Linked DNA regions of Homo sapiens: region 1 is linked to region 2. A link is a loop called in an ENCODE intact Hi-C map of the cell type or tissue named here. Cell type or tissue: IMR-90. All regions are shown on one strand.

Region 1 (4,000 bases), 110 kb before region 2:
GTGTCTCAGCCAGATCTAGCTTTTTGCACCAGAGAGAGCTCCCCAATAAACCTGTGGCCCCCAATCCTGTCAGGGTCTGTTTGAAGAGAATTCAATCTAGGATCTTGCTTAAAAGTAAACTGTTGATTTAAGTTTCTCTTGAGATTTGAATATTTCTCTCAAAAGTGATACGCAGAAAATGTGAAGTGAATGTGTCTTCTGGTTATTTAGGCTTCAGCTGATTGTGTTGGATTCCTATTGTTGCGATAACATGTTATCATAAATTCAGTGGCTTAAAATAGCACAAATTTCTTACGATTCTCTAGTTCATAAATCTAAAATGGTACTCACTGGGCTAAAAACAAAGATTTCGGCAGGGCTGTGCTCCATTTTGAAGGCTGTAGGGGCAGTCTGTTTCCTGGTCCCTTCCAGCTTTTTGAGGCTGTCTGCATTCCTTGGCTGATGGCCTTCTTCTCCCATGTTCAAAGCCAGCAACAGCAGGCCCGGTTCTCCATCACATCACTCTTTCTCTTCCGCCTCACTCTTACACTTGTAAACCAAAAATAAAATTCAAAGGCCCTGCCCACAACCATGTGAATGGACTCCCTTCTCAGTCAGGGCACCCTAAAAATCTAACCTGAAGGACCAGTTCAGGCCATGAAGGGAAGCAGGGGTTGGACATACCTCATTAGACCCCTCCAGCATTAACATCAACACAGACCTTAAGTCTGATAAGAAATTTACTTTGCTCTCTAAAGCCTGCTACTTGGAGGCTTTATCTGCATGATAAAACCTAGGTCTCTGCAACCCCTATGGTAACTCAGACATTCTTTTCTACAGATAACAGATCTTTCAACCAATTGCCAGTGAGAATCTGTTTAAATCTACCTGTTACCTGGAAGCCCTCCCCACCTTTGTGTTGTCCTGCCCTTCCAGATGGAGCTAATGTAGATCTCACATGTATTGATTGATGTATTATGTCTCCCTAAAATGTATAAAAGCAAGCTGTACTCCAACCACCTTGAGCACACGTCGTCAGGACCTCCTGAAGTTGTGTCGCAGGTGTATCCTTAACCTTGGCAAAATAAACTCTCTCTTTTTTTTTGAGACAAAGTCTCGCTCCGTTGCCAGGCTGGAGTGCAGTGGCGCAATCTCGGCTCACTGCGACCTCCACCTCCCAGGTTCAAGTGATTCTCCTGCCTCAGCCTCCTGAGTATCTAGGACTACAGGCACATGCCACCACGCCCAGCTAATTTTTGTATTTTTAGTAGAGACGGGGTTTCTCCATGTTGGCCAAGATGGTCTCGATCTCTTGACCTCGTGATCCGCCCGCCTCAGCCTCCCAAAGCACTGGGATTACAGGCGTGAGCCACCGTGCCCGGCTGGCAAAATAAACTTTCTAAATTGATTGAGGCTTGTCTCAGATACTTTTTGGTTTACACACTTTCAGGACCCTGTGATAACATTGGGCCCACCTAGATAATCCAGGATATGTTCTCTATTCTCAGGTCAGCTAATCAGTTACCTAAATTCCATTTGCAACTTTAATTCCCCCTTGCCATGTAACATAGCATGGGTATAGGTTCCTGGGATTAGGATGTGGGGATCTTTGGTTGGGGGGTGGGCAGTGTTCTGCCTACCACACTAATCAAAGTTTTGCTATTTAACTGATAAGACAAATGGGAACCAGACCAAAGTAAGCAAAGATGGACTTACTTGGATAATTACAACATGTATATATTTTGTCATGTGGGATATTTCAGGACTGTGAACATCTGGAGAGCACAGCATGATGGGGGCGGGGGGTGCTTTGGGAGGAAGTGGGAGGCAGCGTAGGCAAAACTGAAAGTGACAAGAACTTTAACCAAAGTTATGTTACTGCAAAAAGTAGAAGAGCTGTGCTGTAAGTAAATCAGCAAGGAAGGGTTTAAGTAGGGTCTAATGTAGTGATGAAGCCCAGCTACAGTGTCTTTGGGCTGGGTTAACTACCCTGACTCATCAAGTGTTGGCGACTGAAAAAGGTTGTGGAAGGATGATCTCGTGTGTATTGATTACCCAATGGCTGGCCACATAAAAATGGACAACTTTTGTTAAAAGGCTGTCTGGGCTCAGATACAGCTGCAGGTTTTTAGCAACTGGAAGGCATTTAAGTTAAGCTCAGGGTAGTTGCAAGAATGGAAGTTGCTGACTTCCTATCAAAAAAGCTGCCTATTCTGATTTGTCTCTTCAGAGCCCCAAATAGTCTCTCTAGCCCTAAGCCAGCAATGGCTTAAGGCTCCACATTGCAGAATGGAGAGGTGGGTTGAGGTGCATGTGTGTGAGCGTCTCTGTTTAGGCAGGGTCCTTTCCCGCAGTGAAACCTTTTGCTCATGTTTACAATTCACTGAATAAAAGTTTAAGAGTCTAGGAACATACAATTCAAAAGGACTTGATGACCTCATCAATTTCTCCTGCCTTAGTAGAGCTGAGTGTCTGGGGCTTCCAGGCAAGTTACTTGTGAATATGTGTAAGGAAATTTAAGGTATGTTTTAAATAAACATACCAGAGCTTATGCATCCCACATGAGGCTCTCCTTCAAAGCAATCTCCCTGGAAGATGAATTACTTATTCCAAAGATGCTGTTAAAAACACTCTGGATCGTTTCTTTTTCGACACTGAAGTGAATGGAGTATCTTGATGAGGACAAATATTTATCCTTTAAAGGTGGATTTGATTTTTAACAGCTAAAATTCATTTAGATCAAAGTCCGGGGAATAAGGTGCATGATCAAGTTAAGTAATACCATTTTAGATTAAAAGATGAGGATGATAAAATTGAGACTCATTTTCTCGTGAGGATTGTGTATGGTTCTGAAGGCCAAAGAGCCTGAACAATGGCAGTATTGATGGGGTAAGCTGGCACTTTTCAAAGAGATTTCTTTAAAAGACAACACGTTTGAAAGCAGCAATTTTTGGAATCTATTTTTTTAAGCCTATTGCCTCAGAGAGACACTGTAGAATAGTGATTAGAAGCATAGGCTCTCAAAGCAGTTCTGGAATCTAAGCTCAGCATCACCATATATAATATCAACTGTGTGACTCCAAGCAAGTCACTTAACTTGTGTAAGCTTCATTTTCTTTTTTCTTTTATTTTCTTTTATTTTTTTTTTTTGAGATGGAATCTCACTCTGTCACCCAGGCTGGAGTGCAGTGGCACTGTCACAGCTCACTGCAACCTCCACCTACCAGGTTCAAGTGATTCTCCTGCCTCAACTTCCAGAGTAGCTAGGACTACAAGCATGTGCCACCATGCCCAGCTAATTTTTGTATTTTTAGTAGAGATGGGGTTTCAACATATTGGCCAGGATGGTCTTGAACTCCTGACCTCAAGTGATCTGCCTGCCTCGGCCTCCCAAACTGCTGGGATTACAGGCGTGAGCCACTGTGCCTGGCGAGCTTCATTTTCTTCATCTGAAAGGGAGGATTATAATATTAACTACTGGCTGGGCATGGTGGCTCACGCCTGTAATCCCAACACTTTGGGATGCTGAGGTGGGCGGATCACCTGAGGTCAGGAGTTCAAGAACAGCCTGGCCAACGTGGTGAAACCCTGTCTCTACTAAAAATACCAAAAAATTAGCTGGGTGTGGTGGCGCACGCCTGTAGTCCCAGCTACTAGGGAGGCTGAGGCATGAGAATCACTTGAACCCGAGAGGCGGAGGTTGTGGTGTGCCGAGATCGCACCACTGCACTGCAGCCTGGGAAACAGAGCAAGACTGTCTCAAAAAAATATATAATAATAATAAAAATAATATTAACTACTTCACAGATGGCTATGAGGAATAAATCAGGTCATATATATGAAAAGCATGAGGTTATGTGTGCAGAACCCCTATTCTACTACCTGACATATAATAAGTGCCCGATAAATTGTGGCTATTGTGTTTCTTCTTTGTCACATTGTGTACACATAAACACACGACTATTCATGCCTAGATGGGAGTAAATCCATAATGTTGATTGTATTTGTGATGTGTATGACA
Region 2 (4,000 bases):
CAGGAAGGACAAAAATCTCTAACAGATTTCTCTAACAAATCAATGGCATTAAATAAGAAGAAAATGAAGAGAATTTAAAAGACTTAAGGGCCAGGCCCAGTGGCTTACGCCTGTAATCCCAACACTTTGAGAGGTCGAAGTGGGACAATTGCTTGATCTAGGAGTTCAAGACCAGCCTGGGTAACATAGTGAGACCGCATCTCTACAAAAACTGTAAATTAGCCAGATGTGGTGGCATGCACCTGTGGTCCTAGCAACTGGGAAGGCTGAGGTAGGACAATTGCTTGAGTTCAGGAGGTCAAGGCTGCATAGAGCCATGGTTGTGCCACAGCACTTCAGACTGGGTGACAGAGCAAGATCCTGTTTCAAAAAAAAAAAAAGACAAAAGATAAAAAATGCAATATGTAGATATTGTTTGGATCCTGATTTGAACAAATTAACTGTAAAATGACATTCCTGAAAGCAGTATTGAAATTCAAATATGGTATTAGATGATTTTAAGAATTTATTTTTAATTTTACATGATGATTATGTTTTAAAAACAATCCTGACATTAGAGATGTACACTAAAGTATTTATAGGTAGAATAGCATAATTTCCAGGCTTCCTTTAAAATATTACAGACATATAATGCTGGGGGTAGAAAATACAAAAGTGGTAAAAATATTGATCATCGTTTAAACTGAGTGATAACTATATGGAGGTTCATTTCTGTGTATTTAAGACTTCTGAATAAAAATGTAGAAAAATAACAGTATTAAAAAAACACCTTTATACAAAATCTATACATTTCAATAATGTACTTCTTTTTTTATATTCATGGCTATTTTCATCAAGGGTAGTGGAGGCTTTCAATAAAAATACAGCAATCATCATCATCATCATAGCAACAGCTACCATGTCACTGCTTGCTCTGTGCCAGGCTCCATGCAGGCAGAGATTAATCCTTACAATGCCATGACAGTGAGGTAGGTACCATTATTAACCACACTTAATCATTGAGGGAACTGAGTTCAGGGAGTTTAAGTAACTTTCCCCCAAGGTTATTAAACTAGCAAATAGGCCAGGCATGGTGGCTCGTGCCTGTAGTCCCAGCACTTTGGGATGCCAAGGCGAGTGGATCACCTGAGGTCAGGAGTTCGAGACCAGCCTGGCCAACATGGTGAAACCCCATCTCTACTAAAAATACAAAAATTAGCCAGGTGTGGTGGCACGTGGCTGAAATCCCAGCTACTTGGGAGGCTGAGGCACAAGAATCGCTTGAACCCAGGAGGCGGAGGTTGCAGTGAGCCAAGATCTCGCCACTGCACTCCAGCCTGGGCAATACAGCAAGACCCTGTCTCAAAATAAATAAATAATAAAATAAACTAGCAAATAGTAGAAAATATTTATAAAACTCCCCAAAGACTATATACCAAATTTCACAAATTTTATTTAATGAGGAGACATTAATAATTTGTATTTGTAAAAGAGCATGAACTCTCTCTCAGTGTGCTCACATTTCTTACTAATTATAAGGCTGAAGTTTAAATGAGTTGTTATATTTCAAATAAACCAGTAATAGATAAACTAAACCAGGTATAAGTGATGCTAGTTCATTAATCAGGAGGCCTGTAACATTATCCTTTGTAAAAAGATGGTATGTCTTTTGGTAAAAAATAAAAGCAGCAGAGTACAATTCTTTTTTTTTTTTTTTTTTTTGAGACGGAGTTTCGCTCTTGTTGCCCAGGCTGGAGTGCAGTGGTGCAATCTTGGCTCACTGCAACCTCCACCTCCCGGGTTCAAGTGATTCTCCTGCTTCAGCCTCCCAAGCAGCTAGAATTACAGGCACGTGCCAACAGACCTGGCTAATTTTGTATTTTTAGTAAAGATGGAGTTTCACCATGTTGGCCAGGCTGGTCTCGAATTCCTGACCTCAGGTGATCCACCTGCCTCAGCCTCCCAAAGTACTGGGATTACAGGTGTGAGCCACCACGCCCAGCCAATTCTTAAGTCACACTTCTTCCTGGAGTACCCTAACTTGAAACTGACATGCTGAGAGTGCTGTCTGCTGACAGTCAACAGAACTGCAGGCACATGGTATCTAGGTCTCCTTTGTAGCCTTACACACATACCTATCTGTTCTTTCTTTATATCATACTATTATTTCATAATAGTATGCTATTTGTTTACTTGTACTTGCTTTTCACAATGAAGTTGATGTTGCAAATTCCAGTGTTATCTTCTGTTTCCATTGTTTTTAATAAAGAGTAAGGTTCGAAACTGGTGAGTTATTCAGTTTTTACTGACTTTAAAAGACCATTCTTGGGGCCTGCGAATAATATGCTTAGGTTTCTAGCCTTAAATTCCATGGTCCTTGCCTTGATACTAGATTCCTGCCTCTCATTCAGGCTTTCTCCACATCCTGGACTTCACTCCTGAAACAAGATTACTGGTTGTGGATCAAAATTCTTTTAACTACAAATGGAATGCTCAAGAATGCTGAGTGATTCCATATGTGTAGGTCCACATTCTAAATCTACTGGAAAGCATTTGACGTGAAAAAAAAAAAAAGACATTGCACAGGCAGGTAAGGAAATCTCATTGCAAGGTGTTCTTGTGACAGAATGGCTTAGCTTGTGAAACAATGCCATTCCAGTAGTCCTCCCCAATCCATGGTTCTGCTTTCCATGGTTTCAGTTACCCGTGGTCAACCACAGTTTGAAAATATTTAATGAAAAATTCCAGAAATAAACACCGCATAAGTTTTAAATTGCACGCCATCCTGAGTAGTGTGATAAAAATCTCACACTAACCTGCCCAGGATGTGAATCATCCCTTTGTCCAGCTTATTCACCCTGTATATTCTTCCCTCTTATTCGTTACTTTGTAGCCCTCTAGGTTATCAGATCAACTGTATCTCAGCGCTTGTGTTCAATAACCCTTATTTTACCTAATGGCCTCAAAGCGCAAGACTAGTGATGCTGATATATTGTTACAATTGTTCTATTTTATTATTAGTTTTTGTTATTAATCTCATATTGTCCCCAATATAAATTAAACTTTATCATAGGCATGTATGTATAGGAAAAAACGCAGTGTATATAGATGTTCGGTACTAGCTTTGATTTCAGGCATCCACTGTAGGTCTTGGAACACATATCCCTCGCCGCTCACAGATAAAGGGGGACTGCTGTGTACTGAACACTGTACCTAAAAAAGGACTCGTCATCTCAAACTGTAGGAATACTTGGGATAGCTGTAGAAGCAGGGAAAGTGGAAGACTTCTTTCTTCCAGTCTAAACAAAAAAGAAAATTATGCTTCTACAGACTGGATACTTTCTGTTTTTCTTTGCATTTATACGGTTGATTGGTTTCTTGAGTCTGAATGGACTATGGGAAAATTCCAGAAAGGACTTGAACTGATGATGTGATTCCCCTGAAATGGAGAACCACAACTTTATATTTAATTTTCCACTCTCAGTATAACAGCATGAATTTTTAAAAGAATGACTCAACGTTCTTTTTATAAAGAACAGGTTGCAAATATAGCACAATCAGGTCCCAGAGTGAGGCAACTTGTCATGAATTTAGTCCAAGTCTTCTGGCTCTAGGAAGTGAAAATAAGAAGGCAAACACATGGTTTACTTACATTTACTCATAACCATTCTGTGGCAAAATTATTAAATAATTTGCCCAAATAAGCAAGATGTGGTAGAACTAGGATTTGAACCAAGGTGGATCAGCTGCAGAGGCCATACTTTTAGCCTACTTCACCATTTTCCTTCTCCATACAATTTAAGAATGTGGAGATGATGAGTCATACCAGAGTTTTTGTGCCCGCGCTTGCTTCTGCCTTCCTTCAGTAGGCATTATCACCGAATATGGCTACCATTTTGTATCTGTTCTAAACAAGCACTTTGCATACATTATCTTAGTTAATTCTGTGATGTAGATATTTATTCCCCCAATTTTGAATAAGAAAACTGCAAATTGTTCAAAGTTTTTTAGAGCATAGATA

What was found. Hi-C counts contacts between places; a loop is a spot of excess contacts. Peaks named below come from ENCODE experiments on the same cell type or tissue, not always from the same donor. Only the 100,000 strongest peaks of a DNase experiment are listed, where the experiment ranks them.
Region 1: a loop joins it to region 2, with 5 times the contacts of the local background. A loop is called at or near these places in 1 of 110 quality-filtered maps.

What each region holds. Positions count from the first base shown.
Region 1 is chr2:201,908,035-201,912,034 of GRCh38, reverse strand. No RefSeq gene overlaps it. Among named protein-coding and RNA genes, the nearest start is that of CDK15, 100 kb to the right of the region's middle. In IMR-90, no CTCF peak of the experiment used is centred here; DNase peaks (open chromatin) are centred at 1,914, 2,464 and 2,984; H3K4me3 peaks cover 842 bases; H3K27ac peaks cover 1,702 bases.
Region 2 is chr2:201,797,144-201,801,143 of GRCh38, reverse strand. No RefSeq gene overlaps it. Among named protein-coding and RNA genes, the nearest start is that of CDK15, 7.4 kb to the left of the region's middle. In IMR-90, a CTCF peak has its summit at 2,056; DNase peaks (open chromatin) are centred at 2,063, 2,743 and 3,463; H3K4me3 peaks cover 197 bases; H3K27ac peaks cover 1,906 bases.